Linked DNA regions of Homo sapiens: region 2 is linked to region 1. Evidence: read pairs that join two places in POLR2A ChIA-PET (ENCODE). Cell type or tissue: A673. All regions are shown on one strand.

Region 1 (2,500 bases):
TAAACAAACAGAAAACAACAACAACAAAAAGAAAACAAGAAATGAAAGAAAAGGGAGGCAGGAGGCAGGGCACAGTGGCTCATGCCTATAATCCCAGAACTTTGGGAGGCCGAGGTGGGTGGATCATGATGTGAGTTCGAGACCAGCCTGGCCAATATGGTGAAACCCAGTCTCTAGTAAAAATACAAAAATTAGCTGGGTGTGGTGGCACACGCCTGTAGCCCCAGCTACTCGGGAGGCAGAGAGAGAATCGCTTGAATCCGGGAGGCGGAGGTTGCAGTGAGCAGAGATCGCACCGCTGCACTCCAGCTTGGGCAACAGAGAGGGAATATCCATCTCAAAAAAAAAAAAAAAAAAAAAAAGAATGAAAGAAAAGGGAAACAACAAAATCAGAAAGGTTGCTCATGACGTTAACAGGACTATGCAGGCCACTATGGAAGAAGTTACTGAGAACTTTTTGGAAGCAATCGAGAGTATTCCCTGCAAACACATCCACAGCCACAACATTAATTAGATTATGAAAATGGTGCAATAGGGTGGCAGAAACATGGAAATCCAAAAGATTAAGTAATGTGGAATTTAGGAAAAATGACAGAGGGAAGAGACTGAAATATAACATCTGTTCTAAACTGAAACTTCTAAGCTTTGATAATGGTTCCTAAAGAGAAAATGACCTTAAAGAATAATCCTTAAAACTTTCAGAGCCTAATGTTTTAAAATCCCAGATACCAGGCATTCTGAATCCATGTTCACCAAGCAACAGACTTTTGGATCCCTTATGTGTACATGTAAATGAATACCATTTGCAAACCACTAGTGAAAGGGAGCAAACCCATTGAAATGACTAAATCTGCATTTTGGCTTACAAATAAAAAATGTTTGTTTGCAGGAAAGAATTAAATCACCAGAACCTGGATAAGTTCAAAGTTCCTTCATCTTCTTCATATTAATAAAGGCCACACCATCCATCCAGTAGCTGAAGACAAGGAATCATTCTAACGTCTCACTCCATCCCGCCAATCGAATCCACTGCAATGTGTGGTCTGCTTTACCTCTGAAATATATCCCAAAATCATACACTTCTCTTCAGATCCACAGTTCAAGCTACTATCATCTTCACTGGGCTACTGCATTAGAGCCTAATTGGGCTCAAATGTTCTATTCATGTCCCTCCTCCATCCTCATACCCCTCCATTCTCTGTATAAGAACTGAATTCTCTTATTAAAATGTAAATAACTTCCGTCTCTCCCTGGCTTAAAATTATCCATCTGTTTCCTTCTGCACTTGGAAAAAACTTCAAGTTCTTTACTACGGCTTAGGAACTATTCCATAATCAGACCCTTGCCTACTATCAGCCCACTCTCTTCCTTAATCATCATGCTTCAGCCATCGGCTCTTCCATTCCTTGAACATGCCAAAACACCAAACTTGTTGTTACTTTAGGGCTTTATTCAACTGCTCTCTTTGTCTGCAATGCTTCCCTCTCAGACGGTCACACATTTGGCTGCTCCCAGTGCCACCCTCCCCTAAGTCTCTGTTGAGAGGCCACCTCTCCAGAGAGGCTTTCCTGACCAGCCAATCTAAAGCAGTCCTCTCCACCTGTCTTAGTCAGGTTGCTATAACAAAATAACAGACTCAGTAATTTATAAATAATAGAAATTTATTTTGCACAGCTCTAGGGGCTGGAAATTCCAAGATCAAGGCACCAGCAGATTTCGCGTCTGGTAAGGGGCTTGTTCTTTGCTTCAATATGGTGCCTTCTTTCTGCATCCTCACTTTGTGGAAGGGGAGTAGAAGGGCCCAACAGGTTCCCTCAAGTCTTTTATTGGTATACTTTATAAGGATACTAATTCTTCTAATCACCTTCTAAAGGCTCCACCTCTTAATACTACACATTGAGGATTAAGTTCAACATGAATTTTGGAGGAAAACATTCAAACCATAGCACCATCCTTCCAACCCAACCCATCCTTCATGTTAACATTTTGTCCTAATTCTCCAATGAGAGAACAGAAACCCTGTCTTGTTCACCACTGTATCCCTCAGGGCCTCAAACAATGTCTAGTGGGTGGAAGAAATGTAAATATTACTTGAATAAATGTGAGAAAAAAATTTCTGTAACTTATAAGGCCAATTATTGGCTCTCATGGGGGAGAAAAAGATGCTATTCATTCAACAGCTATTTAATGAAGGAAGATTGTGCAAAACCTGTGACAGTGGTCCTCAAGCCTCAGCATGTGCATATGAATTACCTAGGAAATTTACACATGAGACCTAAGAAACTGCACTGTGACAAGCAGTCCATAAAAGGCGATTTTCTTATGGAATCAATACTAGCATTCTGCAGTATGTGCCATAGGTCCTAATACTATAAACACTTGCTATGGTCTGAATGTGTCCCTCCAAAATTCATGTTGAAATAATCCCCATTGTGTTGGTATTAAGAGGTGCGTCCTTTTGGGATGTGATTAAGTCATAAGGGTTCCAACCTCATGAATG
Region 2 (2,500 bases), 770 kb after region 1:
TTTTAATGATAGTCACATTTTATCCATAAGAAAATCACTCATTTTCTTCCTCTCCATTCATATCTTAGCTCTTTGGATTTACATTAATTTTAAATTCTACCACTTGGAAATGTATTTTCTGCTGTCACTGCTACTAGCAAATGTAAAAAGTATTAAATAGTTCCAAATTAGTTTATGACTCTCCAATCTTGAAATGCTCCATATTTTAAATCAACAGTGATTTCTACATTAATTTTTTTCTTAAAATTACTCTTTCTGAGGTTGGGTGTGGTGGCTTACTCCTGGAATCCCAGCACTTTGGGAGGCTAAGACAGAAGGATCACTTCAGGCCAGGAGTTTGAGACCAGCCTGGCCAACAAAGTGAGACCCTGTCTCTACTAAAAATAGAAAAACTTAGTCAGGAGTGATGGCACATGCCTGTAGTCCCAGCTACTCAGGAGACTGAGATGTGAGAATCACTTGAGCCCAGGAGTTCAAGGCTGCAGTGAGCCATGAGCATGCCACTTCACTCCAGCCTGGGTGACAGAATGGGACCCTGACTCTAAGAAAAAATTAATGTCTGAATCTGATTGTATTTTAATAATTCCAATTTTGATGTAATTCACAATTATTATTATTATTTTTTTTATTTTTATTTTGAGATGGAGTCTTACTCTGTTGCCAGGCGGGAGTGCAGTGGCACAATCTTGGGTCACTGCAACCTTTGCCTCCTAGGTTCAAGAGATTCTCCTGCCTCAGCTTCCCGAGTAGCTGGGACTACAGGTGCGCACCACCATGCCCAGCTAATTTTTTTGTATTTTTAGTACAGACGGAGTTTCATCATGTTGGCCAGGCTGGTCTCGATCTCCTGACCTCGTGATCCACCCGCCTTGGCCTTCCCAAAGTTCTGGGATTACAAGCATGAGCCACCACGCCCAGCCGTATTATTATGATTTTAAACATGGTGAAACTAAACTATAACTTTTTTATCCTCATGACTTTCCCATAATAATATTCCCAATAAGCTATTATTAATGCATGTAAATATAATAGATGTGATATTTTATTTAATTCTCACAACCTTATGGGTATAAAATTAAAACTTTTTGCCTCAAAACAAAAAATGGGCAAACTATAGATTCTGTGTTTTACTTATGGTTTGAGAAAATCACTGGCAACAATCTGTTTAAAGTCAGATTTTGTTGCTCGGTGCTCTGCCTCTGATGTTGGCTTAACTCAGTTTCTGCATCCTCAGCAAAGCTGGGGGATGAAAGCCTAAGACTCCAGTTAACAACCACAGATGTATCATTGTCCTTGCTTTGTAGATGTATTTATTTTTATTTTCAGTCAATGGTCAGCATACCTGCAATCTGCCACTATTTCCTCCAGATTTCCTCTGTAACAACTGATATAGGAATGATGCTTTTATGACCCTGGAAAATGTAACTTTAAACACTAACTAGCTATCTGCTTGCTTTGTATTGTTTTTGTTTGTGTGTGTTTTAATAAACTGCTCTAGTGATCCTTCCATTTTTCAACTATATCCCACTTCCAGTTCTGTTCTGTCTCGGAATAGGCTCACTCTTTGATCATTTTGCTGGTACCCTTGCTATTATTACTGAACATTGGCACATGCCAACATCAGTATGTCTAAGAAATGCTCTTAATCCTTTAAAGCAGGGGTCCCCAACCACTGGGCCACAGAAGGGAAGTGGGCTGCACAGCAGGAGGTGAGCATGGCGCAGGAGCATTACCAACAGAGCTCTGTCCCATCTCAGATCAGTGGTGGCATTAGATTCTCATAGGAGCGGGAACAGGAACCCTATTGTGAACTGCGCATGCGAGGGATCTACGTTGGGCACTCCTTAATGAGAATCTGAGATGGAACAATTTCATCCCGAAACCATCTACCCACCCCCACTCCTGTTCCGAGGAAAAATTGTCTTCCAAGAAATGTGATCCCTGGTGCCAAAAAGGTTGGGGACCGCTGCTTTAAAGTATTGTCTTTAAGCCCATTGTGCAGATAAGGAAACTGAGACATGGTTATGTTAACTGTTTAAGGTCATACCTCAGGTTTGTGGAGGATTTAACACCCAGGCAGGTTGATTCTAGAGCAACATTGTCCAGGATAAATATAATGCAAGCCACATATGTGTAATTTTAAATTTTCTAATAACCACAAAAAAAGTAAGAAAAGGAGAGATTGTTTAATAATATTTGGGTGATAATGATATGTCAGTACAAGTTCATTGATTGTAACAAACGTACCACTCCAATGGGGGATGTTGGTAGTAGGGGAGGCTGTTCCTGAATGGGGTAGTGGGTATATGGGAAATCTCTGTATCATCCAGGCTGGGGTGCAGTGGTGCGATCTCGGCTCACTGTAACCTCCCCCTCCCTGGGTTCAAGCAATTCTCCTGCCTCAGCCTCCCGAGTAGCTGGGATTACAGGCACATGCCACTATCGCCCGCCGAATTTTTGTGTTTTTAGTAGAGAGGGAGTTTTGCCATGTTGGCCAAGC

The links. Peaks named below come from ENCODE experiments on the same cell type or tissue, not always from the same donor. Only the 100,000 strongest peaks of a DNase experiment are listed, where the experiment ranks them.
Region 2: POLR2A ChIA-PET joins it to region 1 with 12 read pairs; 4 of 35 experiments call an interaction of 5 or more read pairs at or near these places.

What each region holds. Positions count from the first base shown.
Region 1 is chr5:160,017,443-160,019,942 of GRCh38, reverse strand. The region is part of intron 2 of TTC1 (tetratricopeptide repeat domain 1); the gene reads right to left. LOC124901124 (a long non-coding RNA gene) reads right to left here. Exons shown (of 2, transcript XR_007059025.1): 1 at 912-2,500. Among named protein-coding and RNA genes, the nearest start is that of TTC1, 9.6 kb to the right of the region's middle. In A673, no CTCF peak of the experiment used is centred here; no DNase peak of the experiment used is centred here; H3K27ac peaks cover 2,174 bases.
Region 2 is chr5:159,249,665-159,252,164 of GRCh38, reverse strand. No RefSeq gene overlaps it. Among named protein-coding and RNA genes, the nearest start is that of UBLCP1, 12 kb to the left of the region's middle. In A673, no CTCF peak of the experiment used is centred here; no DNase peak of the experiment used is centred here.